5 separate regions of the Homo sapiens genome follow, and regions 2, 3, 4 and 5 are each linked to region 1. Evidence: chromatin loops called from intact Hi-C (ENCODE). Cell type or tissue: A673. All regions are shown on one strand.

What was found. Hi-C counts contacts between places; a loop is a spot of excess contacts. Peaks named below come from ENCODE experiments on the same cell type or tissue, not always from the same donor. Only the 100,000 strongest peaks of a DNase experiment are listed, where the experiment ranks them.
Region 2: it touches region 1 in a loop (5-fold over the local background); 19 of 110 quality-filtered maps call a loop at or near these places.
Region 3: a loop joins it to region 1, with 8 times the contacts of the local background. A loop is called at or near these places in 10 of 110 quality-filtered maps.
Region 4: it touches region 1 in a loop (2.4-fold over the local background); 5 of 110 quality-filtered maps call a loop at or near these places.
Region 5: a loop joins it to region 1, with 2.0 times the contacts of the local background. A loop is called at or near these places in 8 of 110 quality-filtered maps.

What each region holds. Positions count from the first base shown.
Region 1 is chr4:115,232,052-115,237,051 of GRCh38, forward strand. No RefSeq gene overlaps it. Among named protein-coding and RNA genes, the nearest start is that of NDST4, 120 kb to the left of the region's middle. In A673, a CTCF peak has its summit at 2,540 (motif pointing right); DNase peaks (open chromatin) are centred at 2,580 and 2,860; H3K27ac peaks cover 2,545 bases.
Region 2 is chr4:115,534,817-115,539,816 of GRCh38, forward strand. No RefSeq gene overlaps it. Among named protein-coding and RNA genes, the nearest start is that of NDST4, 420 kb to the left of the region's middle. In A673, a CTCF peak has its summit at 2,805 (motif pointing left); a DNase peak (open chromatin) is centred at 2,785.
Region 3 is chr4:115,849,730-115,854,729 of GRCh38, forward strand. No RefSeq gene overlaps it. Among named protein-coding and RNA genes, the nearest start is that of MIR1973, 450 kb to the right of the region's middle. In A673, a CTCF peak has its summit at 2,963 (motif pointing left); a DNase peak (open chromatin) is centred at 2,922.
Region 4 is chr4:114,777,321-114,782,320 of GRCh38, forward strand. No RefSeq gene overlaps it. Among named protein-coding and RNA genes, the nearest start is that of MIR577, 120 kb to the left of the region's middle. In A673, a CTCF peak has its summit at 3,060 (motif pointing right); a DNase peak (open chromatin) is centred at 3,111.
Region 5 is chr4:115,777,567-115,782,566 of GRCh38, forward strand. No RefSeq gene overlaps it. Among named protein-coding and RNA genes, the nearest start is that of MIR1973, 520 kb to the right of the region's middle. In A673, a CTCF peak has its summit at 2,919; DNase peaks (open chromatin) are centred at 2,885 and 4,125; H3K27ac peaks cover 2,062 bases.

The DNA of each region.
Region 1 (5,000 bases):
TAGGAGACATAAAAAATCTGTAATATTCCTGGAATAATCTTTCTGACATTGAAAAATGTAAGGCAGACAGAGCAAAATATGTGAGTATAGATATGAGACCACAGAAAATAATTTGATACAATTTTTCATTTCTTCTTGAAATAATTTGAAAGTTATCCTTTTGAGTTTCTTAATCATAGAAAGTATTCTGGGTCTACTGAACTACCAAGAGCTTATGAATGCATGTGGAACAGAGGTATGACCAGAGTCAAAGGTTTTCTATTTCTTCCTTGATGTAAAACCCTGCATATCCATTTCTTCCTGCTTTTTATCCAATCATAAAATGTTGATTCTAATGATAGAAGCAAAATTAGAAAATTATGATTCTAAGTTATATTAATGAACTTAAAATAGTCCAGTAAAAAGAAAAAAAAAACTTGATAGGTTCTACCCCTGTTCACCAAAGTCTGGCCCTTCTGCATTTCTGGGCTCCAGCAATCCTCCTGCCTCAGCCTCCCAAGTAGCAAGGACTACAGGCAGATCATTCCCCCTTGAATTACACAGTGTGACTGTTTTGGTCAATCTAATGTTAGGAGGAGTGAGGTATCTTATTTCTGATGGAAAGCAATGATCCATTATTCAGCCTGACTCTTCCCTTGCTGCAGCTAGTGTGAAAGCTTATATTGCTGTGGAGGTACCATAAATTCAGAGCAAAAGCACATCTTTATTGAGGTAACCCAGTGAAAATTTGGAGTTGTTACTACAGCATAACCTGAACTATTTTGAATGAATTAAGAAGCTAAAGTAGAAGGACTAGCAGGAAAATTAAACCCCAGAAGAAGTAAAGGAAACTGGGTAGAAGAAAATCTAAATCTTCAAACTATCCCTAAGCCTTAGGAAGAAAGGAGTTGTGTGTGAAAGAAATTGTAGAAAGTGCTATGTCATGGTATAGCTCAGTTTATGTATTCCTTTCTAGTGGAACTGGGTTTGAAGGTTATTTCAGTTTCTTCGCAAAATTTTACCTCATTTAAAAAATTTTTAAATATTTTAGTTGCCCTGGGACCAGAAACCTAAAGTTGAGGATTTTGAGTCTTAAAATTAGAAAACAGATTATGACTTTGAAAGGTTTCAATTTTTTATCTTACAAAACTTACAGTGACTAAAAAAAGGTAATTAAAAATTAAATAGCTGGTCTTGATTCTTAATTTTTTAAGAAAATGCAACTTGTCTTTGGTCTTTTTATGTTTATGTGTTGCTTTACCATTTTATTTCAGGGATCTGGGTCTATCTTACACGAATTTCCTATGAAGAGAGGCTTACATTTTATAACTGAAATTACTCCCACCAAGTGAGCTTAAAAACCCATTTTTCATGTTTAGCAAGACACTCCTGCATATAGCAATGAGAAAAGATTATTTGTCAGTGAATTTCAAGCATGTCTTTAGAAAAGTCTCACACAGTGCCTTTCTTGTGTCCTTATTGACTTTTAAATATTAAGTCATGCGACAATACTGTTTTTACTCCAAGGGTCAGGTGACAGAAAACAATAAACTGGCTAAAAGTAATAAAGCGCTATTAAATAAAATCAAACAAGAAAATATAGCTCTAAAATTCAGGCTACCACTTTGTCCTTACTTTGGCTTGCTTATGGGAATTTATTGAAGAAGCTTTTTAAACTTCATCAAAAAAGCCTCATAGCAGTTAATGATAGTGTGAGGGAGAAGAGGTTTTGCTATGTTTAAATTCCATTAGAGCATTGTGGGTTTTCACTTCCTTAGTGGACCTTTTAACTTCCGAAGTAAATCCTTTGAGGTTTAAGCTTATTTGCTCTCAGCAATAATATGGCTTCTGTGACAAAAAAAAAAGTAATACCATAGCAATTTTTACAGCATGCACTTGTGAAATATCTTCCTATCATGAATATATAGCTGAAAGGTATCTTCAAATTAAATTGTATGATATGATGTGTAAGTTTAAGTTTTTAATGAAATGGAATACAGCTATACTGAGTATTCAATCAATTGCAATTTTTAAAATTTCACTTAAAGGAAGAAACACAAATTAATAATAAATTAACTCATAACAGCAATATGATTAAAAAATCATGAGTAATTTCAAACCTTATAATTCTTTCCCAATGTTTCTGCTAGATTTTAATATAATAGGGATTAAATTCTAGAGCCACATGCAAGAAAAGCATGTTTAGACTACATAGGGTCTTTGATAAATACAAAGTAGATAAATTCATGATTATATGAGATAGAATGCATAAAATAATTTTATTTCATTTATGATAATTTTATTATGTATAATCAAAAATTACACAATCAAAACTTTTCTTAAGGATTACATCATTCTAATTCACTAATTTGACTCTGAAGCTTCTGGTTAGACATGGACCATTGATTGATCACTGACATTTATCTCCTCTTTTTATGAAAACTCACTAAAATAGGAATTCAAAATACATAAAAATCTATAAAGTCCAATACAGCAAGAGAGAAAATAACATAAAGAGAATATGGTTCCTCACTTAGCGGATTTATAAAAAAGTACCTGCAGGGGGCATGCCTGACACAAAATAGAATTGTTTCCACAGCTCCTGGGAACATAAGTTATTGAAAAAGACATAGCTAAAATGGGAACCTGAAAACAGGAGGTTGTGTAAGAGGCTGTATTGTATTATATTGACTCCTCACTCCCAGGTCCCTTTCTTACAACCAATCCATCCCTCAACACTAAAGTTTTATTTTCTAAGAAAACTCAGTACATGAACTACAAGCATAGAAGAGGACAGGGCCAGGCTTGGGACTATAACCAGCCTGAGTGAAAAGCAGAACTCAGGTCCCTTTCCCCATTCTGGGAATAAACGAAGCAATCTGGTATTTATTTGCACAGCAGGAAATTAGGAGACACCACTAAGGAAAGACAGAGTCATTGCAGCTCATCCCACAGTAAATGGCTTCAATCAACAAAGCCTTTACAGAGAGCTTCCAATCAGCTTCAAGTGTTTCACTTTTAAATGTAATGGAATAGTAAAAGCTTACCCGATATTTGAGGAAAGCCACCAACATGAAAAGTGAGCGACCAAAACTAACAAAAAGTGGAAAAATGAGAAAAGAAAGCCAATGGAGAAAGGAGAAAATAAAGCAAAAACAAAACAAGACTAATTGTCATATTAAGATATGAGAACATATTGCATACTTTAATAAAGTGGTCTTCTCTAAGAAGAATAAAAGAAAAAAGCAAGAAGACATGGATAAAATAAAAACATGTAATTAATGGGTTGGATAGTAAAGTTGATAACATTTTCTATCATGATCTCAGGTCAGAAAAATGCATCCTGCAAAGCAGTACACACAAGACACAAGGAAGAAAAGGAGAGTTGTGGTTCAATTCGGCCATTTTTCTCTTTGGAGACCTGGCACATAATTTTGATATGCATTTGATTGTAATGCATATCAAAACCTAACTGATAGTAAAGATACTTAAAGTAATCATTAATCATTGAGGAAACTAAGATCAGATTTGCTGGTATTTTATTTATTAGACATTTGCATCTATATGCATTAGCGAAATAAGGTTAAAGTTTCATTTTTATTTTTATCAGATTTTGATATAAAGGTTTGTAAATGTTTTTAAAAAATTTTTTTAACAAAATGTTTCTTATATTCTGGAAGATTTTGCACAGACTTGGAATGTCCACACAAACCTAAAATATCTGCTATAAAATCACCTGTGTTCAGAATTTTAAAAAGTTATTTATTTCACTCTTTTCATTTTACTATGATTATTATTTTGTTGAAATCATGTTTTGTTTTTAGAAGATTTTGGTAAGGATGTAATATTCTCTATATTTGAAAACCATACTTGTGTTTTTATCATTAGTCATAAATATTCCTAGTTGTGTGGTGATTTAATTAAACTTGTAAAAGCTTTATATATTTTATATTTTGATTATATCTACTAAAGAAATATTTTTTGGATTAATTTAGTTATTCTGTGGTTTTTTCTTTTTCTAGTTGATAACATTTGTCTTTAACTTGCCTATTTCTCCACTATTCGTTTTTTTTTTATTTATCATATCCTACTTTTTTTTCAACTTCTTAACTTGATGTTTAATTAATTTAATTCATTATTTAAATGTAAGCATTTCACTTTATAAACCTCAGAAGCCAATGTGGATACATCCTAAAGCACTTAAAAGTATTCCCACTTTCAGTAATAATCTCTAGTTGTTTTAGAATTTCCTAACTGAGCAAATTTTTCAGAGGAATGTTGATTAATAATCAAATGGATGTTTTATTTGGTTTTTGCTCAATTAATTCATAATTTTATTACCTTTTGAAAGAACATGTGGCTGAAGTAGTTTCTATTTATTGGAGTTTTCTGAGATTTTCTTCATGATCTAATATATGACTGTGATCAGGGAATAATTTTTAAAACTAAGAGCTATCCTACATATTTGGCTATGTTAAATGTCCTTTCAACTCTCTATATTCTCATTGTGTTTGTGCTGATGAGAGTAGGCAAAAGCAGAGATTGTATTTTCTATTTATTTTTATGTAAACTATATTTTTACATAAGAAGTATGGATACTTACATATATATATATATATATATATATATATATATATATATATTTACATATATTTTGAAAGATTGTGAGTGGTTTGTTAATGTCCTTTCCTGTATTTCCTTCAATTTGTATTTGTATTTATAAGAATTTCCAGGCCAGGTGCGGTGGCTCATGGCTGTAATCCCAGTACTGTGGGAGGCCGAGGCGGGTGGATCACGAGGTCGGGAGATCGAGACCATCCTGGCTAACACGGTGAAACCCCGTCTCTACTAAAAATACAAAAAAATAGCCGGGCATGGTGGCGGGCGCCTGTAGTCCCAGCTACTCAGGAGGCTGAGGCAGGAGACCGGCTTGAACCCCGGAGGCGCAGCTTGCAGTGAGCCGAGATCACGCCACCGCACTCCAGCCTGGGCAACAGAGCAAGACTCCGTCTCCAAAAAAA
Region 2 (5,000 bases), 300 kb after region 1:
TTCAACTAAATAACTTAATGCACTTTTGTTTTTACTCTTCCCTTTAGTTTTGTCTATGGTATGAATAGGAAGTATCTTTGATTATTTGAACTCCCTTATTAAATTTAGAACAGTATTGAGAACTGGTATTCTAATATCTTGTTCATGAATCAGACCCATAAACAGGAATTTATATTTGAAAAGAGAATAGAGCAATATCTAACAGATCAAGATATTTTAGTAGTGTGCTTTATGAATATATTATTTGATATCACTCAATTCCGCTCATAAATTCTTTGTCTACTTCTTCTTATCATCTTTATGACTTTAGATTGTTTACATTCTCTCAGTTTCAGGTGTTTTTATCTGATAAATGGGATCAAACATTTATATTAATGCAACCGTTGTGAAGGTTGACATCAGTTCAATGATTTAAAATTTATTACATGTCTCTGTATCTAGGAAATACTCCATAAACTGGAATTTTTAACGTAATATGTTAGCATTTTGTTTGCATTAAATTCAGAACAAAACAAAAATATGGCAAACATCCAGCTAGCACCCAGGAATCTACCACCACCAACAAACATTGCAAGTTTAGAAAAGTAAGGTGAATCTTGCTTTGAAAAGAAGTTTACCTTTCATCAAAAATCTTCAACGCCTTTTCTGCTTTCTTAAAACTGAGGTACATCCACGACCAACTGAAATGTAGATGTTAAGAAATAAGCTTGAAAATTTTTACTTTATAGTAAAAAAATAATGTTAAAGGCAGAGGTTAGTAAGATTTTTATGAAACTATAAAGGATATTAAAATATTTTAAAATATTTGAGAGGCGTATAGGAAAGTGTATTCTAAACATTTACATGTGCACATGTGCAAACCTCCTGTAATTTATAATGTGGAAGAATAATGTGACAGTTTCAAGAAGCTTCCAAAACCAATTTAAATATTTATCTGAAATGAATCTAAATACCTCTTGAGATTAGCCTAATTCAGATTCTATTGTGTTATGGATAAAAATGAAGACACTATAAACTTGGCTTATAAGTAATATAATAATCAACTATAACCTTTGGTTTTCTATGTTATAGTAATAAAGATGTGTTGAATTTAGAATTTTCTAGAACAGAGAGAAAGATTGAGGAGGTGATAGTTTCCTTAGGTTAGAAATCACTATGTTTTTGCTGTAGAAATTGTTCTCAGGTTCTTTGTAGTTAGAATGTATGTAGTTCCTGTCATTTATCTACTCCTTTATTAACATCCATTTTTATTGAGGCAAAATAAAATAATTCTTTCTGAGATAAAACAATGAGAAAATTAGACTGTTTTCATTTTGGCTACTTCTGTAGGCCTTCGTTTTGCAAACAGTGACTAAGTAACTAATTGGGCACACATTATTTTCATTGCATAGAATAGCTATAATTTTATTTAGAAATGAAGTAGATTTTGTATCTTATTATAGCATATTCACCTGGTTTTTCAGTTTCAATTTTTTGTATTTGTGCCCCAAAGATAAATGTGCTATGGTTTTATAGCAGACACACATCAGTTACCACCCCAAAATATAAATATGTATGTCATATACATGTGTGTGGATAAAATTTAGTAACAGCGTTACTCATGTGGCATGTTAACTCATTATTAAGTATGACTTCTTTTACTAAATTTGCTCTTTTTTGCCTGATTTAGCAGAATAGTTTTGTTTTTTAAATCTCATATGCACTTTCATTGCCTAAATTGTATTTATTCAATATATTTTTTCCCTTTTCTGTTTTATAAAGAAGTGCTCAGATACACATATTTTCAAAACATTCTTTGTACCAATAGGGTAAAATATTTACTACTTGATATTTCTGGCAGTTTTATAAAAAAGTTAAAAATTGGTATATTTTTTGTACTGAATGATTCATCAGATAAATGTTTCCTTTTATGATTCCCAACTAAACCAAACTCCAAGGAGTTTTATTATTTGGAAATTTAAGACTAAGGAATCTTTAGAGGTAACTATCAAAAGAGAAAACTTTTTAAAAAATAACATTATTAATGCAAAATATGTTTGAATGTTTACTAATTGCCAGGAACTGTTTAAGCAATTTATGTGTATATCTTATTTAAATTCTAATGCAACTTTACCACCTTATCACAAAGTAAGCTTAACAAATTAAATTTAAACAGAGAAAGAGACACAGAGAGTAAGAGGTGGTAAGAGATTTATTTAAATTTCCCAATGTTACACAGCTACGAATATGGCAGAACAAGAACTCAAAATCACACATTTTGATACCGGAGCTTGAGCTCCCATTATTGAATTTACCTACTGCTCAAGATAAAAGCAAATGAAAAGGAATGATATATTATTGATAATACTAATGAAGCTTGGAAATTTTTTGCCCTTAATCTGACATTGGATCTATCTTTAAAGTTAGAAAACTAACTAAAATGGCCTAAGTTTCATGATGGAAATGTAAAACACATATCAGAAACATACTTTACTGGGAGAGAATATATGCTGTTTTCTCTTGTTATGAGAAACATCCACTTGATAATCTGTAAGCTTCCATTTTTAAGAAGCTCAGAAATGCATATAAATTTGTAAAATGAGCATAAACTGTTAGAATTATTACTGCTGTGTTATATCTGAACTCAAAAATAAGTATTCCTGGTCAGTGCCCCATACAACCTCAAAATGTACGTATTGTCTTTATCATTTTAATCGACTCTTCCAATGCTATTTTTCTGCCTTTAGAAATAGAATAAAGGAATGCACTTATTAATAAAGGGATTTTAAAGTTGAGTCTTTTGGTGCCACCTTCTGGCATAAATTATTGCATAAAGTATTTTAAATTATAAAAATGTCTAATGGTTAAATAAGTTAAATTAGATGGTTTTATGTCTAAGAAAAGACATTTCTACTTTAAGGTAATTTACTTGCACTGAAGTCAGTATAGAGAAGGAAGATTTGAAACTGATTTGAACCATACAAAGACAATTATTCAAAAACCAGTATAATTTTTCGTATGTAATAACTGTAAATAGAAAAAAGAAAAAAGAAGAAACCAATAGGAAATGGTAGTAACATTAAACAAACTTTATTAATCTATTAATTTTATTAACTAGATATTGGCAGGAACGTTAACAGTTTTTTTTTTTCCTGAGCAACTAAATACAGGACTCAATACCTTTAATTGTTATTTGAACCAATTGCATTTGATTCATGACTTTAGTTTTTACAAACTACTTCATACTCAGGTTATTTTGTTTCATTAGTATTTTATTTATTGCAAAGTTTAATATTGTGCTATTGTATTTACCACACATTGTGCTGATAAAAATAGAAAAACAGTTTCTAGAAGTAAAGGTGAGGTAAGAAAATTCTATATAATCATGATGACCTATTTTTTCAGTAATCCATTAAATATTGAAATATTTATTAACCTGTCAATCAAGCTCTAAGTTCACTGAGATTATATTTCAAAATTATTTAAAGTCTCCCTTTTTTCCTTCAGAAGAAGCAAAGTGTATAAATACATACACACACGTATATGAGTGAAACCTCTCAACTATATACATGCATATGTTCCTGACCTAATAAACCACGTTTTGCCAGAGTTGCCAGGGGTGATTTGAAAGTTGCTGAAATGTTAATTTGGTTGATACCGATTGAACAGAACTTAAATGTAGACTATGTTCTATTCCACTTTAAAGCAAGTAAAAAAAGTAAATTTTTGTGAATTACTTTGAAATTTAGTTTTCATGAACTCAACATACCCTGAAAATGAATTTTGACATACTACCTGAAAATGAATTTGACATATCACAATCACACAGTTTTTTTCAAAAATAAGCTATTTAAGTAAGGAAACACCTTATTATATTATTAGACTTTACCCTGACTTAACTTCTCTTAATTACTTAATTATATAAAACACTATCCAACTCTTTTGAATAATTTATGTAACAATATGCTACAAACATAAATGAATGGACATTTTAAAAAAGCATTTCACCAAGAGATTTCTGGAATTAACTTATTGTGTGACCTTGAGAAGTCCTTTAACTATTTTGAGGCTTTGTTTCTTCATCTATGAAATGAGAGGATTGGAGTCAATAACCCTTTCAATCTGATCAGCTCCTGATATTCTTTGAGCATATACTTCTGCTAGCTAGGGAAATATGAACGTAATGGGACACTGTATTGTATTAATTTCTTTGTTCTGGTGGCTGGAGGAGAATCTCAGGAAAAACACATAAGTAGAATGAACAAACTTTTTTTGTATTGTTTGGGCCTCATTTGTCTTAAGGTATATTAATGGACTTTATGTTTCAGAGTCTCAAAGAAGTTAATGGCACCCCTGAAGATTATCCTCAACCAAGCTTGTATATAGTAAAAGCCATTGGCTCATTGACAATAATTCATCAAAGTATAGAGGAGGAAAAGATGTATTGAGAAGTACTGATGCTTTGAGTTTAATGAAGTTCCCCAAGATGCAGAGAGATGAGATTTGAGAGTGCGGATGGGTTTCCTGATTGGCAGGGACCTGTTCAGTTGCAGTACCTGTGGTAGGTTAGTAAAATTTGTGTGTGTGTGTGTGTGTATACACTTGCACACAGGCATGCTTGCATGTTGGAAGAGGAGGAAGAGATTGAAATGCCACTAATGAGAATCTAGAGAAAGTAAAAATACTCCTGCTGAATGCTGATACAGAAGAGTAGAGCTGTTTATCTTTCAGTGCTTATGCAGACCATGGTCATTTGGGAGTACCAAAAGTAGCAACCATAAGTTCGCTATAGAAAAAAACAGAAGCCATGTCTTTGTTGTTAGCCTTCTACCTGAAGGGAAGATATTTTAATAAAGGCTTATTTTTTGAATTCCTTTACACTAGGTATTGGGGGCTCAGAATCAGATTTAAATTCAAGAAATCCCACACTTGTCCGTGAAATGTTTAGGTAAACGGGGCTTTGGACAGTGCTTCACATTGAACAGTGTTTTGTAGAACAATGACAATTTCTTTTATTCCTC
Region 3 (5,000 bases), 620 kb after region 1:
TCTATTCTGATGTATCTAATTCACTACTACACCCAGTTTTTAAATTCTTAATCTTAGTTATATTACATTGATTTTTTTTTAGAACTCCTACTTAACCTCTTTCATAGGATTTTAGGTCTCTACTAAAATTTTTCATCTTCTGTTATTTGCTGCTATGGTTCCATTCAAGTCCTACCTATGGTACTTTTTTCTTAATGCCTTTAAATAATGGTTTTGTATTAATGCATGTTATGCAAATTTTATAGTTGTTTTCTTTGGAAGACTTAGTCCAATACATGTAACTCCATCATGATTGGACATGAGTACATACATTTTAAGCCAATTTTAAAAATTTATAATTCAAAAGCATGTTTTACCATTGTTAAAAATACATGTATATTCGGTTATTAAGGCTGAGATGGCCTAAAGAGTAAAATAAAACTAGAGACTTTATCACTCACAAGCTTCCAATTAAACCCTAACTAGATATTTTCTACGCTAAGCAAACATGTTTTATTTATCTTGCTTCCATGAAAACCTTATAAAAGTCTGTCTCTTGCCACCTTCTTCCCCAGCAAAGTGCTAAACCACTTGCAGTCTGATGTTGCCCAATTTATGAATCACTGAATACTGAAATAAACTCCCCAAAATGTAAATATGTCTCAGTTTAACAACATTGTCCAAAAAATGAAAAAAAAATGGTTAAATATGTATGTGTGTGTGTGTGTGTATGTGTGCATGTTTGTGTGTGCATGCATGCATGTGAGGTCTCTACACTACAATGGGCAATGTTGTTAAATTCCATTTTTCAACTTTGGGAACAGATAGAAATTTCCTGAAGTTCATGCACTATTAAAGTGCTACTAAAGTCTAGGCTTGGTATTAGAATGCAAGTCTCAATATATTGCAGATATTAATAAAAATCAATGGAAGGTCCCCAAGATGACCAACGAGAAGCTGCTAGTGGCTCTCATAGAGAGGAACGAAAGGAGCGAGTCAATATAGAACCTTCAACAGCGAGTCAATATAGCACCTTCAATGGAAATTAGTCCCAATATAGTAGTCATTGGGACTAATCAAGGAAGCAATTCAACCCATGGAGAATGAAGAAAATCAGGATAACGACCCACTTGGGAGCAGCATGGAACCAGGGGAACCTCCCCCACCCAGAGAAGCAGTGAGTGAATGTGCAACTTCAGGAATCCATGCTTCTCCCATGGATCCTTGCAACCCTAGGATCAGGAGATCCCCTTGTGAACCCATTCCACCAGGGCTTTCAGTCTGACACACACAGCTACCTGCAGTCTCAGCAGAGCAGCTGCTCAGGCACACACACATACACAGAGACTGGGCAGCCTCAGACACTCAGTTTTTTGGGGATTTCCAGCAAAAGTACCTGCAAAATCTGGCAAAGTGGGAAGTTAGACCTCCATACATAACCCTACGAAAAGGGCTAAAACCAGGGGACTGAGCAGCGACAGTCTGCAGGCCCTGATTCCATGGCACCTCACAAGATAAAACCCACTGGTTTGAAATTCAGCCAGCCCCGAGTAGCATCATTGCACCTCCCTGAGATGGAGTTCCCTGGGGGAGGGGGTAAGCCACTGTATTTGCTGTTTGGCTGACTTAGCTGTCTCAGCCTTCAAACGTTGGAGAGTCTAAGCTGACCTGGGGCTAGAGTGGGCCCTATCCTAGCACAGCTGCTGTATGAAAAAGTCACCAGACTGCTTTTTAAAGCATGTTCCCAATCTTATTTCTCCTCCTGGGTGAAACCTCCCAAGTAGAGTCTCCAGCTACCCTCACCGGTGGTCTCTAGCCAACAGAGGTTTCAAACCACCCTGGGATGGAAGTCCCAGAGAAAGGGGCAGGCTGCTATCTTTGCTGTTTGGGGGACTTAGCCATTCTGGCCTTTGGGCATTGGAGTGTCCAAGGTGACCAGGGGCTGAAGTGAACCCTCAGCACAGCACAACTGCTCTATGAGAACACAGCTACAGTGCTTTTTAAAGCAGGTCCCTGATCCTGTTTCTCCTCACTGGGTGGGATCACCTAACCTGACCTAACTGGGTGGGGTCTTCAACCACCTTCGACAGGTGTGTTTAGTCTGGCAACAGGTTCATACCTTGCTGGGATGGAGCTCCCAAAAGGAGGGGCAGGCTGCCATTTTTACTATTTCAAAGTCTTCACTGTTGATATCTCTAGGTACTTGAAAATCTGAAGTGATTAGGGACTGGAGCAGGCCCCCAGCATACCACAGCAGCCCTGTGGAAAATTGGTCAGACTGTTATGTGGGTTCCTGTTCCTACATATTCTCACTGGGCAGGTCCTCCAGGCCTGGGCCTCCAGTCATTCCTTGTCAGAGCTATTGAGCCAGTAGCAGCTCTGCAGCTCCCAGGACAGAGCCCCTAGAGGCAACTAAAAGCTTCTCTGCCACTGCAATTGCAGTGGGACTGCATTTGCTACCCTCGGAGTAACAAAGCAGCAAAGACTCTAAGTGCTTTATCCATACCCCCAACTAGCTGCAGTGGACCCAAGGAGAGAAGGCCAGTCTGTCTCTAATGGGTCCTACCCCTCCCCCTGCCCACCATCCTGATCATCACTACACATGGAACTCCTGGCTTGGGCCCACACAGACCTTCTCTTCTGGACTGCACTGAGAAATTGCTGACTTGCATTTCTCTGAGGTAGAGCCCCCAAGAAACAAGCAAGAGACCATTGCCCACAACCACTACTAAGGTCCCTGCCTCTGCTGCCTCCAAGTTGAGAAGGAAACATAAACACTGAGATTGCCCCAGAGCTGCAATGGGCAGCCAAGGAGTGCCAAGCTGCGATATACAGCCAGAACTCAACGGGGAGGGCGGCTCACACTTTCAGAGCATTGAGCGAGAACCTGGCTGCAACTGTTAGAAAACATAAGAGAGCTCCACAGCCAAGCAAGAGTCTACCAACTGACTAATGTGCCTAAGCGCCACCTAGTGGATCAGACCCCAAAGCTTCTCAACACCAAAAATATCTCATTAATATACCCCCTTCTGAAACCAAAGACAAGAATTCAGCTTCAAATAAAGACCCTGCACAAAACCTTGGCCCTGTGAAAACATTCAGAAAAGAAGTATATTGTCTGTACTCAGTCTAAACTGCAGTTAAAGGAACACTCACATGAAGAGATGAGAAAGAACCAACACAAAACTTTGGTAACTCAAATGGCCATAGTGTCATATGTCCTCCAAATGACCATGCCAGTTCTCCAACAAGAGTTCTGAGCCAAGCTGAGCTGTCTGAAGTGACAGAAATAGAATTCAAACTATGAATTGGAGCAAAGATGATCAAGATTCAAGATAATGGCAAAACGTAATCCAAGGAAACTAAGAATCACAATGCAATAATACAGGAGTTAAAGGATGAAACAGCTGGTATAAAAAAGAACCTAGCATATCTGACAGAGTTGAATAACACAAGAATTTCACAATTCAAAAACAAGTATTAACAGCAAAATAAACCAAGCTGAGGAAAGAATACCAGAACTTGAAGACTGGCTCTCTGAAATATGACAGTCAGACAAAAACAAAGAAAAAAGAATGAAAATAAATGAACGAAATTTATTAAAAGTATGGGACTATGAAAAGAGGCCAAATAAACAAATAACTGGCATCCCTGAAAGGGTCGGGGAGGGTAGAAAGCACACAACTTGGAAAACATATTTTAGGATGTCGTCCATGAAAGATTTCCCAACCTTTCTAGAGATGCCAACAGTCAACTTTGGAAAATGTAGAGAACTTTTGCAAGATTCTACATAAGAAGTTCATCCACAAGACACATATTTGTCAGATGTTCCAAGGTTAAATGAAAGAAAGAATGTTAAAGGTAGCTAGAGAGAAAGGTCAGGTCACCTACAAGGGGAGCCGCATCAGGTTAACAGCAGATCTCTCTGCTGAAACCTCACAAGCTAGAAGCGAGAAGAGATCAGGGTTCTGCATTCAACATTCTTAAAAGAAAAAATCTTCAACAAAAAATTTTATATCCAGTCAAACTAAGCTTCCTAAGCAAAGGAGAAATAAGATCCTTTTCAGATAAGCAAATGTTGAGGGAGTTTGTTACCACCAGACCTGACTTAGAAGAGATTTTGAAAGGTGCACTAAATATGGAGAGGACAGACTGCTAATAGATGGTAAAGAAACACAGTTAAATACACAGACCAATGACACAATAAAGCAACCACACAAAGAAGCCAGCAAAATAACCAGCTAACAACACAATGACAGGATCAAATCCACACATATCAATACTAACCTTGAATGTATATGGGCTAAATGTACCACTTAAAAGGCACACAGTGGCAGCCTGGATAAAATGCAAGACCCAATGGTAAGCTGTCTTCCAGAGACCCATTTCACACATAATGACACCTATAGGCTAAAACTAAAGGGACGGAGAAAAATCCACCAAGCAAATGAAAACAGAAAAAAAGCAGAGGCTGCCATCCTAATTTCAGACAAAACAGATTTCAAATCAACAGAGATTAAAAAAAAAAAAGACAAAGGAAGGGAGATGCATAATGGTAAGGGAATAAATTCAACAGGAAGAACTAACTATCCTAAATATATATGTACTCAGCACGAAAGCACCCAGATTGATTAAAAAAGTTCTTACAGACCCACAAAGAGACATAGACTTCCATACAATAATGGTGGGAGACTTCAACACTCCACTGACAGACAGTATTAGATAGATCATTGAGACTGAAAATTAACAAAGATATTCTGGACCTGAACTCAACATTGAACCAAATGGATCTGATAGACCTCTCCAGAACTCTCAACCCAAAACTAACAAAATATATGTTCTTCTCATCGCAACATGACACATACTTTCAAATCGACCACATAATTGAACATAATACATTTCTCAGCAAATGCAAAAGAACCTAAATCATGCCAAACACACTCAGACCACAGCACAGTAAAAATAGAGGTCAAGACTAAGAAAATCATTCAAAACCATGCAATTACATGGAAATTAAACAT
Region 4 (5,000 bases), 450 kb before region 1:
ATTTTTTTTGGAAGCATGTAAGTAGAATTGGCATTAGTTCTTCTTTAAGTGTTTGGTAGACTCTACCAGTTTATTCCTCAGATCCTGGGCTTTCTTTGATGGGAGACTTTTTATTATGGCTTCTATTTCATTACTTGTTTTCAGTTTGTTTAGGTTTTCTAATTTTTCATCTTTCAATCTTGGTAGGTTGCATGTGTCCAGAAATTTATGCATTTTTTCTAGGTTTTCTAATTAGTTGGCATCTGGTGGTTCATATTAGTCCGTAATGATTCTTTTTATTCTGTGGTCTCAGTTGATATGTCTTCTTTTTTGTTTCTGATTGTATTTATTTGGCTTTTCTCTCTTTTTCTTAGTTTAGCTGAAAATATATTTTTAAAAACCCAGTTTAAAATTTTTTTTTGATCTTCTATTTTTTTTAGTCTTAGTTTTATTTATTTCTGCTTTGATCTTTATTATTTCTTTCCTTCTATTTTTGGGGGCTTGATTTTTTCTCACTTTTATAGTTCCTTGAGGTGCATTGTTAGGTTGTCTATTTAAAGTCTTTCTACTTTTGGTTATTCCTATAAAATTCGCTCAGTACTGCTTTTGCTGTATCCCATAGATTTTGATATGTTGTATTTCCATTGTCATTTGTTTCAAGATATTCCTAAATTTCCTTCTTAATTTATTCATTGACCCATTGCTTGCTCAAGGGCATGTTATTTAGTTTCCATGTGTTTGTTTTGTGTAGTTTCCAAGGCTCAAACCCTCTTGTTATTGATTTCTAGTTTTATTTTGTTGTGGTCACAAAAGATATTTAATATTATTTCTACTTTTTTTTAATTTGTTGAGATATTTTTTGCAGCCTAAACTGTAGCTTACCCAGGAGAATGTTCCATGTGCTGATGAAAAGAAACTCCAATGTTTCCTTTTTGATTTTCTGTCTGAATGATCTGTCCATTACTGAGAGTGGGGTGTTAACGTCTCCTACTATTATTGCATTACAGTCTATCTCTCTCTTTAGATTTATTAATGTTTACTTTATATACTTGAGTGCTCTGATGTTGAATGCATAGATATTTATAATTGTTATATCCTTTAGCTGAACTGACACCTTTATCAGTATATAGTGATCTTCTTTGTCTGGTTTTACAGTCTTTGACTTGTAGTCTATTTTATCTGATGTAAGTATAGCTACTTCTTCCCTTTTTTGGTCTCCATTTGTATAGAATAACTTTTTCCATACTCTCATTTCCAGTCTATGTGTGTCTTTATAGGTAACGTTCACTTCTCGTAGACAGCATATAGTAGGGTCTTGTTTCTTTATCCATTCAGCCACTCTATGTCTTTTAATTAGAGAATTTAGTCCATTTACATTCAGCATTATTACCGATTAAATAAGGAATTACTATAGGCATTTTGTTGATTTTTTTTTTTTACAGGTTGGTTTGTAACTCCTCTCTTCCTTTTCTCCTTTTTGTTGCCTTCTTTGGGATTAAATGATTTTCTCTGGAAGTATGTTTCAATTCATTGTGTTTTATTGTGTATGATCTATTATAGGTTTTTGCTTTATGATTACCATGAGGCTTACAAAAAAATCTTACAGACACATGAAGTTATTTTAAAGAGATGATAACATCTTAGATGGCAAAGAGAATAATGTAAACAAATGAAATTTTAAAAATCCTCTGCAAATTAACTTAATTCCTTTCACATTTGGCTTTTGTGTTGTCTTAACTTAGATATTTTTATATTGCCTATCTCTTGACAAGTAACTGTGCATATTATTGTTTTTTATAGATTTGTATTCTGGGCTTCATTATGAGCAGATTTTTATCACAATTACAGAATTAGACTATTCTGGGGTTGTCTGTGCACTTAATTTTACCAGTGGGTTTTATATCTTCAATTTTTTTTTTGTTGTTTGTTTGTTTGTTTTCATGCACATTAGTGTTTTCTTCTTTCAGATTTAAGAACTCCCTTCAGTATTTCTTATAAGATCAGAAGGGTGGTGATACATTCTCTCAGTTTTTATTTGTCTGGGAAAGACCATCTCTCTGTATTTGAAGGATAGCTTTGCTGGATTTTGCATTCTTGGATGACAGGTTTTTTTTTCTTTCTTTTTCTTTTTTTTTTTTTCCACACTTTTAAAACATCATCTCACTCTCTCCTGGCCTGTATAATTTCATCTGGGATGTCTGTTGCCAGATCAACTGGAAGGATTTTAAAAAATATGTTATTTGCTTCTTTTTATCTTGCTGCTATTAGAATATTAGAATCCTCTCCTTGTCATTGACCTTTGAGAGTTTGAGTATTACATGTCTTGGGGTAGTCTTACTTAGGTAGAATCTATTTGTTGTTCTCTGATCTTCCTGTACTTGGATATTTATATCTTTCTCCAGTTTTGAAAGTTTTTTGTTATTTTTTCTTTAAATAAGCTCTCTTAGCCTTTTTCTTGCTCACCTCCCTGTTGAACACCAACAATTCCTAGACTTGGTTTTCTGAGATACTTTTCTATATTTTGTATTTGATATTTGTTGCTTTTCATTCTTTTTCTTCTTTCTGCTCTGTGTATTTTCAATTAAATAGGCTGCCTTTGAGCTCACAAATTCTTTCCTCTCCTTTATCCATTTGGCTGTTGAGAGCTTGTAATAATTCTTTTTCAGTTCAGTAAATGTATTTATCAGTTCCAAGATTTCTATTTTATTTTTCAATTATTTCAGTCTCTTTGTTAAATTTCTCTGATAAATTTCTGAATTGGTTTTCTGTGTTATCTGGAAGATCACTGAGTTTCCTAAAAACTGCTAAGTTTACATTTTGCTTAGAGAGCTCACATATCTCCATCTTATTAATCTCCATCACTGGTTTCTTGCTTTGCCCATTTGGAAAGGTCATGATTCTCTGTTTGCTTTTGCTTCTTGCAAGTATATGTCTATGCCTTTGCATTGAAGTATTAGCTATCTATTCCTGTCTTCTCTGTGTTATTTTTGACTTTTCCTGGATATATTTGTTTAGAGTTTCTTTGTAATTTTAGAATTTCCTTTCTTTCTTTCCTGCTAGGTCATTACCTCATATTTGGCACTAGATGGTGGCATAAGCCCAGGTTTGCCTCAGATTTAGTACACAATCAGAGCACTCCCTGCCCTGAATGAGGGAGTTCTCAAAGGGGATATCCTGGTAGTGTGGAAAAGCTTCTAGGAGTTTGTGCCAAGTGGACCTTTGGAATGCACCTCCTATAGTGTGGTGCTATTGAACAGCCACTCTGATCGGATGTTTCCTTTACCCAAGTTATAGACCACCTTTTGTCTCTGACTGTCTTCTGGAGTATTTCTCACTTCAGGCACTGGTGATGTTTCCCATGGGTTGAGGCAATGAAAGGTCTCCTGGTATGGGAAACTGGTTGTCCACCTTGGTCTCACTTTTTCCATTGTAGAAACCGGGAGTTGAGGGAAATTTTTCTGTGTGCTTGGTGCAGGGCAGATTGTGGGGCCGGGCATCACTGGCATAGAAGTTCAGTTCTCTTACCATCTGCTTGGAGTTTTTCTTCACTTCTCTGTGGCTCCAGGAACTGTCTCATCCTCATATTTCAGTTCTGGGATACTGCTGGTGATAATCTCAGTGTTGTATATTTGGTTTTGGTTTTCTGTGGGGAGGAGTGAAGCCAGCTTGCTTTTATGCTGCCATTGTGGGACTGGAAGCTCCTCACATTGCACACTCTTCAATGTTTTGTTACCTCCATGTGACTGCTCTCTAAGGCTTTGTTCTGTCTTTTGCTTTCTAGCTTTTGCTCATCATGTTCTCCAGGCCACTTCCACAGAGTTCCTTCATTTCATTATTTCAACAATTACCTCCATGCTGTGTCTTAAGCTTATCTTTTCACGTGGTATATATTTCTGTTTCCATTTGGGCATTTTCCCATCACCTTTTATTCAAATGTCCAAATCTAAATATGAATTCAATCCCCACAAAATTCTATCTTCCTAACCAAAATTCTAATATGTGTTAGTTTCATCATTATCCTCCTTATGCTTTAGACTTCTTTGCTCATCACACACTTCACCTTAGACTATTTCATATATGTTCTCACCACTTTACACAAGATAGGACACTGAAGCCGATGACTGGTTCTATCTGCCTTTGACTCCGAATTCGTGTCTCTCCAATCCATCCTGTTTATTCAGTAAAACTCATTGTCCTTAACAGACACGTTCACACTGTTACTGCTCTGTGAAGCCCATAAAGTTATCAGATCCCTGCCTCAGAAGTCAGACCACCTCAACAAGACGTGGATGTCACTTACTAGTCTTTTACTTGTAATGAGGCTATTTCCTCATCTGTTAAACAAGAATGATGACAATGTTTTGTCTGCCCTTTGCAAATAAATGATGTGGGAATACTTGAAAGAAATGTCAAGAGCCACATTTATAAATTATTATTACCATACTGTCTTTTGGTAGCACAACATTAAGTTTACACTCTTCTTGCTTTTACTCTATATGTTTTTTCTGTGTTTCCTAGTCAACATTTCTTCACTACTTCTGATAAGGAACCTTTTAGGAGAAGCTTCTCACTGACTCAAAACTTATAATAAAGGTCATCTCACTCTTTCATTTTTATTGGTTTTTCCCTTTGTCTGAGTTATTATTCTCTTTTATATACACCTGCCAAGATATATTGTTATGTTCAGTTCAACCTTTATTTCCTACATGGACATTTTCCTATAGCATTACTCTAATACATTTCTTCCTTTTTAAAACTATTATTGCTAGTCTGTTGCAATACTTACTATAACAGGTAATTACTCTTTTGTTGTTATTATTATTATTCCAGTTTTCACTTTAGCAACTACCACACTTTGGCGAGTATGGTAGGTGCTTAATAGTAGTTTTGATTGACTGATATAAGTAGCAAGTATTATATAATATAGAAAATATAAATCCCTCTTTCACATATTTTATACCTAATTTTTTTGTTTGAGAGATGATGCAAAAATTGCATTACATTAACAAAACAAAAATTAT
Region 5 (5,000 bases), 550 kb after region 1:
TTGCCCATGGTTTTAGATTATTCTTTTGTGTTGAGTTTTTTATATATTCTGGTTATTAGTACCTTGTTAGATATGTAATCTGCAAATATTTTCTCCCATTCTGTAGGTTGCTTTTTACTCTCTTTATTGTTTCCTTCACTGTGCAGAAGGTTTTTGGTTTAATCTAATCCTATTTGTCTATGTTTGCTTTTGTGGCTTGGGCTTTTGAGGTCTTACCACAAAGAATGTTTGTGCAGACCAATGTCTTGAAGTGTTTCCTCAAAGTTTTCTTCCAGTAGTTTCATAGTTTAAGGACTTACATTTAAGTCTTTTTGGAAAATAGTTTGGAGTACTCCTCAACAAACTTAAATTAAAATGTCATATGATCCAGAAATTCTACTGTTGGGAATAAATGCAAAAGAAATAAAATAACTTTGTCAAAGAAATATCTGCATTCTTATGTTCGTTGCAGCACTATTCATAGTAGCCAAAATATGGAATCAACGTAAGTATCCTTCAACAGATAGGTACAAAAATGTTGTATATATACACACTGCAATATTATTTAGCTATAAAAAAACAAAATTCTGTTCTTTGCATCAACATGGATGAGCCTGGAGGACATTATGTTAAGTGAAATAATTCAGGCACAGAAAAACAAATATTACATGTACTAACTCATATGAGGGAGCTTAAAAAGTTTCTTTCAAGGCGTCGGAGAGTAGAATGATAGTTACCAGATGTTGAAAAGGATATGAGAAAGGGGAAGATAGAGAGAGGTGGGTTAGTGTGTAAAAAATATACAGTTAGATGGAAAGAATAAATTCTAGTGTTCCATAGCACAGTAGGGTGACAATAGTTAACAGCAATTATAGTAGATTTTAAAGATAGCTAGAAGATTTAGAATGAGAACACAAAGAAATAATAAATGTTTGAGGCAATGGATATTCTAATTACCCTGTTTTGATTATTAACATTGTATGCATGTATCAAAATATTATAAGAACCCTATAAGTATGAAGAGTTATATATTAACTGTCATTTTTACGTTTTCCTTTCTGCTTGTCTTTAGCCCATTCAATTATTCTGCCACACACTCCTGTGTAAACCACCCTATCTACTCACTTCCTATTTTCTTATTTTGGCAATCAAGATTGCCAAAACTATCCTTATGACAAAATGAGCCCCTGGCCATCATTTTCATCTTTTCCAGTTTATCCTCCATATCACTTGCATTTTCAAAACTCATAGAACAATATTCAGGCTTATCGGTTCAACTTTTACTTCAGTTTTCCACAGCTGATATGATTATATCTATTGGAATCTTTGGAATTCATTCTCGACCATCTATGCTTCTAATGATTTGTACTATCCTCAAGTAAATTGATCTCAGATAGAGTTTAAAGTTTTTGTTTTATGTGATGCATGAAGAACCATGTCTTTCAGCATGTGTTGCTCTGATATTCTATGTACAAAACAATTTTTAAAGCTTTGTCAAAGGCAACTGGGCATATTTGGAGATATTTTAAATCATATTTTGCAGTTGCATTATTTTTTAAGAGCTATGCTCTTTTGGATGGACATAGAGAAATGAAAATCTTAGGGTAGTCCAGGTGAGTACTTGCTTCTGATTCTTACAACTCTGTAATTTTACATTTTATGTTATACTTTTGAGTGGACTGAGAGTACCAATGAGATAAAGCTTTCAACTAGATTATTTGGAAATGCCTATCTGTTTTTTTTTTCAGGGCTAAGCATTGGTTAATAATGTAAATATGAATATTAAGCCAAGAAATAGGTTTCTCAATTCAGACACACAAAAGTGTCTGAATTATTTAGTGACAGAAAATCTTGGTACACTGTCACTTTAAAAACAAAGCTTACAAGGCTGAAGATATATCTTATTTTTTTCCTATGGATTGTCGTTTTCATATTAAGAGAATGTAAATCAGGAATGTTTACTTCATTGAAATTATAACGTCCAAGGCCAATTTCTTCATAATAGTGTTTACTTCAGGCTATTCATAAAACAAAATCAATCATATTGAGTAACAAATTTGTTATTTTATTTTACTTTCACATTGGTTTCTGTATATTAGGACAATAATGACAGAAAGAGAGAGATGAAGCAAAACAAAAACTTCAATACTTTTCTTTAACGTAAAGAACTTTCTACTTTAGATATTTGGAGGTAAAATTCACTCTTTTATAATAATTATTCCTCAGAAGTCTTAAAATATTTAAGATATTTTTAAATTATTATTAAATTAGACATATCACCTATATTTTTAAATGAGTTTATGTGTCTTTATGTATGTGTGTGTACATATGTATTTATATGTATGTGTATTATTTATATATTTATAAAATAAAGATACTATTTAAAAATAAAGATATATCTAATTTAATGTTTCCTACTTAATTATAATTATGTATATATACAATTTTTATATATATAATATTTTAGAGATGGGGTCTCACTCTGTCCCAGGCTGGTCTTGAAATATTGGGCTCCAGGGAGCCTACTGCTTCAGCCTTCCCAAGAGCTGGGATTACACTCACGCACCATCATACCCAGTGTACTCTGTTATATTTTAAACATAGTTTTTACACTATATGGTATTCCTAACTGCATGAAATATATATCCTATTATATTTCCCTTTAGGGCATTATGTTAACCAGGATAAATTGATGAGAAGCACAATGGTAAATAAATTAATAATGACACATAAAATTTCTTTGAATTCATTGATGTGAAAAGAGATTCTAAATAATACTCTGGGTATGCTGAGTATTATGCATAAATCATTCTTTTTTGACCCTATTTAACAGAAGTTTTATTAACTGATATAATAATTTTCTTAAATCCATCAACAGGAAATGAATTTCAACGTAATGTAAACACCCACGCTCTTGGCAGAACTACACTGCCATCTATAGTTTTAGTCCCTGGGATGTTAGTGTGTGGATTTTAATCTGTATTTATTCTCTAATTGTTCTTTTGAGAAATAAGCTATTATATTTTATCTCTAGTTTCTTTTGAATGAAATTATCGAGCACATTTTGTGCATGTTTGTCTGGATTTGCATATTATATGTCATATTTTTCATATTATCGCAAGCTAAGCATTCTCAAATTTAAAAATGTCCTGCAGCTCATTAATAAATAGGAAACTGAAATAGTACAAGGAAACTGAAACTTATATTTCAGTTATATTTTGAGATAGTGATAACATTTGGGGTTAAAATACACAATAATTCAGAGATAATGTTTTTACTCATTAGTAAGACTTTTCTATATCAATAATTTAGTGACATGAATTAGCTAAGTAGAATAAATCAGTTGTGACAATATTTATTAAGCTCAAATCTCTTCTGAGTAACTCTAAAATAAGTTCCTACTTCAGATATGGGTTTTGCATAGAAGGACCACTAAGGACTTTCTTTTCTCTGGTGTACATTGTTGTTGAGTAAAAGCACTTACTAAAATTTTAAGCCTTCTGTGAAGCTGTACTAGTTGGTTGCTGTGATTAGCACTTCCTTTCAAGTTGAGTAATGTTATGAGACCAACTCTCTCCCTTAGTATTAAAACAACAACAGGCTTAATAATAAAGCAGTGCAATAAAGTTCAGTCAATAGTTTGCAAACATGTTTTCCCTGAAGAAGAATACCATTTTTTTGTGAGGAAAAAAAAAAAAAAAAAAAAACTTCTCTGGGACCATGGTGGAAAGACAGAGGAGTGGAGTGATCATAACCTATTAATTACTTTTATGAACTTATCTATCTTTTTTCTTGATTTACCTGTTTTCAGAGACTGCATTTGTGTATGCTGTGTATTCTATAAAATGTACAAATCAAAATTTTCACAAACTTGTTCAGAGTTTTTTAAACCTGGACAGATTCAGGTATAAAATTTTGCATATTAACTATTAGAGCATCTAGCTCTACTTGTAAGCCATGTTGATTGAGATAACTGCAGGAGGTAACTCAAGATAGTTTCAACTTTTTGCCAGTGCCCTAGGTTCTTGTAATCTTCCAGGATATAAATAAGAGAGATTGCGAGACGTAGCAACGAGAAGAAAGTTTATTTAACTTGTGCACAAGGGAGCCAGCACAAAAAAAAGGGAACAATTGGGGCTGCTTCCTGAAAGCTGTGCGGGATTCAATTTTACGGGGCTCTCCTATGGGGACGGATGATGTCAGGGCATGTATAGGAAGGCTTTTTCTAGCATTTACGCAGTGGCTCAGTTTGCTTCTACATACATTGCGTGTATCATTAGCGTTTTAAATCTTCATCTTGTGGCATAATTTTTAGCATTAAAATGAGGAAGGCCTAATTATAATTTGAAATATGAATCTAACTGCACATAAAAGGGTCCCTGAGGAAGTCCGCAGCCCCCTGAAAGGAGGAACTTGTGGTTAGTGGCTTCTTGAGTCTTTTGTTGGTGATTGGCTGGAAGTTAGGTCAGCCACAGCTTAAGTAGAGGCTTTTGTTCTTTTTCTCCAAACCACATTAAAAGAGAAAACAAGATAGCCTGCCTATCTCAAATCTATTTTTCTATTTTCATTCAGTTCTGCAATTTTACATATGATCCTTATGCAAATGATTTATAAACTACTGAATTCAAGGCATAACAGATGTTAGTAAGGGAAGGTGTTTAAAACGTGGAACTTGTAACTGAGCTTTACAAGGAGAGTGAGGAGAGGAAGGGATGATTAGAATGCACAAGGTAGATGCCTGAACTGTATTGAGATATTGTTGAAGTCACAACAGTTGTTTTCTATCTGAGTAAGAAACCAAAAAGGATAAAATATTAAGTTTGAGAGTGGGAAACCCTATATCCAAATTCAGGACATGAATAAGTGAGTTTGTAGGGAGTTCTACTTGGGAAGATTTTTGGAGTTCAGAAAGAAAGGAAATGAAGTGGATTTGATACTGTGTAGATTGTCTTTGCTGCTATTTGAGTCATTCTAGATAATAGTAGGTCATGCGATTGAAAAGCAAGATTAGGTCAAATTCC